2 separate regions of the Homo sapiens genome follow, and region 2 is linked to region 1. The links are chromatin contacts, found by Hi-C or POLR2A ChIA-PET in ENCODE. All regions are on one chromosome and are shown on one strand. The core of a region is the stretch at or near the end of the contact, and the rest is flanking DNA. Distances in the headings are between cores, read along the strand shown.

Region 1 (2,703 bases), core at 180-2,679:
CCCCTGAGGCTGGGCCTGGGAACATGCATGTTCACAGGTGTCCCTGGAGGTTCTCACCACAGGGTCTGGGGACGTGACAGCTACAAAGAGTTCTCAAAGTACTTTTTGCTCTCATTTCTTCTTCTTTTTTTTTTTTAACCACAAAGCTACCATCCACACATGCTGAAGCACGACACCCAGGACAAAGGGAGGTGTGTTGAAGCGCTAATCCCCTCCCTTTCTTTAATCCGAACTTCGGGGGAAAATAATGGTGAAACAATTGGTGTGTATTTTACATTTTGCCCTCTTCTCAGATGAACACATTCAGAAATAGTTTGGGCTTCCTCTTCTAGTTCTATTTATTTTTAAATTTAATTATTTGTTTATCTTTCACTCTTTTTGTTTGTTTGTTTGTTTTTTAAAGACAGGGTCTTTCTGTCACCCAGGCTGGAGTGCAATGGTGCAATCATAGCTCACTGCAGCCTTGAACTCCTGGGCTCCAGTGATCCTTCCACCTCAAGCTCCTGAGTATCTGGGACTACAGGCACACGCCACCATGCCTAGCTAATTTTTTAAAAATTTTTTTGTAGAGATGGGGTCTTGCTGTGTTGCCCAGACTGGTCTCAAACTCCTGAGCTTAAGTGATCCTCCCACCTCAGCCTCACAAAGAGCTGGGATTATAGCTGTGAGCCGCTGTGCCTGGCCTATTTTATTTTTTGTAACCCAGGCTAGAGTGCACTTGTGTGATCAAAGCTTACTGCAGCCTCAAACTCATGGGCTCAAGCAATCTTCCCACCTCAGCTTCCCTAGTAGCTAGGGAGTACGCTCAGCTATGTTTTGTATTTTGTGTAGAGATTGGGTTTCATCATGCTGCCCAGGCTGGGCTTGAACTGGGCTCAAGTGATCCTCCCGCCTCAGCCTCATGAGTAGCTGGGATTATAGGCGCACAACACCTTGCCTGGCTTTTATTTTTTATTCTAATTTTATTAAAACAGGACTCATAACTATTCATGTTTTCTACATCCTTTTTGAGAGCCTCCTACATCGATACACTGAGCACAAACACCTGCTGCAAATGCCTCGACTGCTACACTGGAAAGATGGGGCTTTTCACCCCTTTTCCAGATGGGGAAACCAAGGCCCCAGCCTGAAGTGAGTTTGTGTCTGGAGGTTTCAGGGAGGGGCCCAGGATTTGTGGCTGGGGGGCCTGGGCAAGCGAGTCCAGGCCGTGGGGCTGCAGCTGAGAAGTAGAGCATGGTGACTGGGTAAGTGGCTGTTTGTTGCCAGGGCTGTGCCCACGGCGTGGCAGTCTTGGGCTCTGCAGACATTCCCCGGGGAGGGCACATGCAAGAAGCTGGCTGTGCCTCTGCCATGAGCCTCACGTGCCCCTCTCCCCTGCCCAGGCGGCAGGCAGTGGCTTTGGGCCCCTCCTCCCCGTCAGAGCGGCTAGCTGCACAGCCAGACCGCAGACCAGGCGGGGGAAAGTGCAAATGAACCCCAGCTGGCAGCTGAGTTTCTCTTTCCCGTCAAGCAAGTGCCTTATCGTACCGATGCAAGGCGAAGAAGGAGGTGGTGGTGTCGGGGGAGTCTGCAGGGAAGGGGGGAGCCACTGGTGCTGTTTTTATTTTCTTAAGGAATAATGTTTACACGTGAAAGTGCATAAACTATGTTGACTTTAAGTGTCCAGCTTGATCATTTTTTATACCTATATAGTCACCACTCAAATCAGGATCAAGGGCACCCTCAGCCTCCAGAAGGTTCCCTGGAGCCCCTTCCCAGTACACAAGCGACCCCCGGCCCCACTAGCAGAGGTAACCACTGCTGTGCCATCTATAAATAGCAGTGAGATTTGCCTGTTCTTAAACTGTACATAAACCAATCAGTCACTTGGGATGCGTCCCTTCTTGTCTGGTTTGTTTCACACAACACAACACGTGCGAGAGCGGTGCATGACGTGGTGTGTGCAATGGTTTGCAATGTTTTATTGGGGAGCAGTGTCCCATTGTATGGAGGTACCTCAATTTGTTTATCCATTCTCACTGTTGATGGATATTTGGGACGTTTCCCAGTTTGGGATTATTAGGAGCAGAGCTCCTATGAATATCTGTGCACAGATCTTGATGGGCACATGCTTTCTTTGCTCTTGGGTAAATACCTGAGAGTGGGACTGCTGGGTCTCAGCGTAGGTGAATGTTTAACTTTATAAGAAACTGCCCATGGTTTTCCTGCCTGGCTGCCAGAGCTGCTTTAGGAGCTCAGAGGTGTGACTGGTACAACTGCTTGGGGGACCCCAATCCACATCAGAGCAAACCTACAAAACACATCTATGGGCCACATTAAACATAGACTTTAGGTGTACAGCTACTTTTCAGAGAGGCTTTTCTAATTTTACTTTTTGAAGTTATTTGGCCCTGGACCGCTCTGCTGTGTGGGCCTGCTGGAATTTCCTGGCAATGGTATTTGGGTAGTCTGACAACAGACAGCGGAACCCTCAAAGTGTTTTTCATTTCCAGTGAGATTTTTATGAATAACGTAGTCCTTCCCCTTCCTCTGAGGCTTTGTGAACTCCTATTCACACCTCAAAACCCCACTCCAAGACCCACGCCTCCCCAAGTGACAGTTCATTTTCTATATTTATTTGTGTAATTATTTGTTTACTGTAGGCCTCCCCTTTGATGAGGAGCCCCCTGGGAGTGTCAGGCTCTCTGCTGTCCCCCCAGCACC
Region 2 (2,700 bases), core at 119-2,618, 94 kb before region 1:
GGTGGGTGGATCACAAGGTCAGGAGATCGAGACCATCCTGGCTAACACGGTGAAACCCCATCTCTACTAAAAATAGAAAAAAGTAGCCGGGCACAGTAGCGGGTGCCTGTAGTTCCCAGCTACTCAGGAGGCTGAGGCAGGAGAATGGCGTGAACCCGGGAAGCGGAGCTTGCAGTGAGCCGAGATCGTGTCACCACACACCAGCCTAGGCGACAGAGCGAGACTCTGTCTCAAAAAGTAAAACAAAAACAAAAACGAAAAAACCTGGTGGGGTAGGGGGTGATGTGTTCCTGTGGTCTCAGCTGCTGGGAGTGAGCTGTGATCCAGCCACTGTACTCCTGCCTTGGTGTCTCAAAAAAAAACCTCAGGAAACCCCCTGAAGCCTTATGGCATCCCTAACTGACTGCCGTGTCGGGGGAGGGGACAGAAGAGGGGGCTTCAGGTGGCTCAGGTGGTTGCTCTAGGTGGTGCAGCTCAAGGTTCTCAAATCCTAGGGCCTTGAGGCTTGGCCTGGGGCAGTGGGGAGCTACGGAAAGCGGTGGAGGGGGAGTGGGCAGCCAGAGACATGGTGGGGGCACCAGCAGGTCCCTTTCTGGCTCCAGGGGGCAGAGAGGAGAGTGTGGTGCTGCGGGCATGTGCCCATGGGCGGACAGCCGAGGCGGAGGTCCTGTTCCGGGATGGCAGGCAGCCCTCCCAGCCGCTGGGACGCCTGACCCTGCAGGCTGCCAACCAGAGTCTCCTGCTGGCCGCGCGCGGCTGCCAGGGGGGCCTGCTGGGCCATGTGGAGGTGAGAGGGCCTGGGCTGGGACACAGGGAAGGGGTTACCGTTCTCCCACTGGGCAGAGGCCCCCGTGCCAGGAGCCCCGAGCCCTTGGGGTCCAGCTGTGCCCAGAAACCAGGGCAGACAACCCCATTGTGAGGCCCACACCTGCTGCTGGCACCGAGAACCTTGTGTCTACTTCATTCCTGCGAGGCCCCAGCCTCTTCCTCTGTCCTCACAGTCCAGGATTGCAGCAGTTGGCTCCCAGGTGCAAGCCCGGCTGGAAGAGAAGGTTCAAGGCTTGGGTGCCTCTGTGAGAAGGTTCCAGCAATTGGTGGGTATCACAGCAGGGGAGGGTGGGGGCTCAGGTTGGAGAGGTCCCCCTCTGACCTGGCTTGTAGCCCCCACTCACCAGGCAGGAGGGTCTGGGGCTCTCTCTGCCCTGGACCTCACCCTGATTCTGCCTCGGTTTCCCTGTCCAGGTGCAGCCGGCAGGCACCCTGGACGGCGTGGCAGGCCTCCTTCTGCAGCTGTCCCAGGCGGGGCGGGAGGCCATGCAGGCGAGTGGTTGGGCAGTAGCCACTTTGTGGGCCCGGAGCCAGGCACTGACCCAGCACCTGCCTCTTTACCTGGAGTGGCTGCAGGTGGGGCTGGAGCAGCTGCGGGAGGAGCTGGAATGTAAGTGTGGGAGGGGGAGGGCTCAATCCTGTGCGGAAATCAATGTCCCCCCTCTCCACCGGGGCCCTAAGCGCTCACATTGGCCTGTGGCACTGTTTCAATCAGAAATGTGGCCTCGCTTCCCATGGGCCTGTAGCCCAGCTGTGTTTAGCCCCCTGCCTTATTTGTTATAGATCTACAGCCTTTGTTTTTTCTGGGTCTGCTGTGTCATTTTTACAGAGTCTCCAAGCTCATCTCCCTTATGCCTGCTGCCTAGGTTTTTTCAGTCTCCCGCCTGCTTTCTTTTGAGTATACAGCCTTGTTTCTGTGAAGCTCACTGCCACAGCATCTCTTTCTGGTTCCACGATGAGCTCAATGTGGCCAGGTGGTCATTAAAGGCTCACACCTGCTGCCCCAACCAGCCTCGTGGCAGGACTGGGAACCTCTGGCCTCTCCGCCATCCAGGGCTAATGCCCAGCACAGCACAGAGCCCCCAAGGCCCTGCCCAGCGCCAGGGTGGGCATCCCTCTGACTGGCTGTTGAATGTTACCTCCCGATCCTCCCTGCTGTGCCAGAGTGTTCCTGTGACCACCCCCAGGGCAGTGAATCAGGAGGAATGCGCCAGGACTCCGCCCAGCGCTATTCACAGCTGTGATTTATTATAGTGAGGGGATGCAGGAGTGTCAGCACAGGGAAGGGGGCTGGGGCGGAGTCTAGGGAGAACCAGGGCCAGTGCCCAGGGTACTCTCCCAGTCCCAGCGCTTTCACACAGGATGCATTTAGCTGTCCCAGCTGTCACCAGAGCAGCTCCTGGGAGACTCAGCACCCAGGGTTTTTATTGGGGGCTGCCACACTGGCAGGTGCTGCTTGGCACGGACCACACTGTCAGACTCCTAGGAAGCAAGCAGGGGTCCGGCATAAACCACGTTTGTACAAACAGTTCAGATGCAGGGAGCCTCATATCAATTCTAGGACTGGTGGGAACCCTCCCCCAATCCAAGTTCCCAGACAACCTTATAAGCAGGCCTTGCAGAGACGGCTCAGGCCTGCTGTGACAACTCCCCTGCAATCTCCAGTGCCACTGCTCTGTTCCAGTTCCCCCAGCTCCCCACATCTTAATCCCAGGAACAGGCCCTATCTCCTCGAGGCCTGGCGTGTCTGGGCAGGGCTGGTTCTCTGACCTGCCCTGAGGTCTCATGGTGGGTGGTGGCTGCCTGTTGCAGGGCCCCTGGCCACACTGAAGGATGCCTACCTGGAGGTGACACTGCGGCCCCTGGAGGAGG

What was found. A loop is a pair of places that touch in the nucleus more often than their neighbours do. ChIA-PET counts read pairs that join two places held with the same protein, here RNA polymerase II (POLR2A). Pooled maps may share reads with other maps.
Region 2: POLR2A ChIA-PET joins it to region 1 with 25 read pairs in activated naive CD4-positive, alpha-beta T cell. The contact joins two enhancer-like sites. A Hi-C loop is called at or near these places in 2 of 168 maps with a recorded cell type or tissue (B cell and HepG2) and 8 of 50 pooled maps. POLR2A ChIA-PET finds 5 or more read pairs at or near these places in 7 of 52 experiments (GM12878, H1, HepG2 and 4 more).

What each region holds. Positions count from the first base shown.
Region 1 is chr16:11,296,462-11,299,164 of GRCh38, reverse strand. All of the region lies in intron 1 of LOC105371082 (a long non-coding RNA gene), which reads right to left. Among named protein-coding and RNA genes, the nearest start is that of MIR548H2, 8.7 kb to the left of the region's middle. RefSeq lists enhancers at 185-234, 688-1,371, 1,503-1,682. Within about 2 kb of position 1,429, at least 19 of the 41 ENCODE cell types and tissues checked have a DNase peak (open chromatin) inside an H3K27ac peak, as active enhancers do.
Region 2 is chr16:11,390,404-11,393,103 of GRCh38, reverse strand. It overlaps LOC400499 (putative uncharacterized protein LOC400499), which reads left to right. Exons shown (of 67, transcript NM_001370704.1): 56 at 603-787; 57 at 1,002-1,094; 58 at 1,243-1,438; 59 at 2,641-2,700. It also overlaps a transcript of LOC105371082 not described here. Among named protein-coding and RNA genes, the nearest start is that of RMI2, 46 kb to the right of the region's middle. RefSeq lists an enhancer at 2,483-2,700. Within about 2 kb of position 1,368, at least 2 of the 41 ENCODE cell types and tissues checked have a DNase peak (open chromatin) inside an H3K27ac peak, as active enhancers do.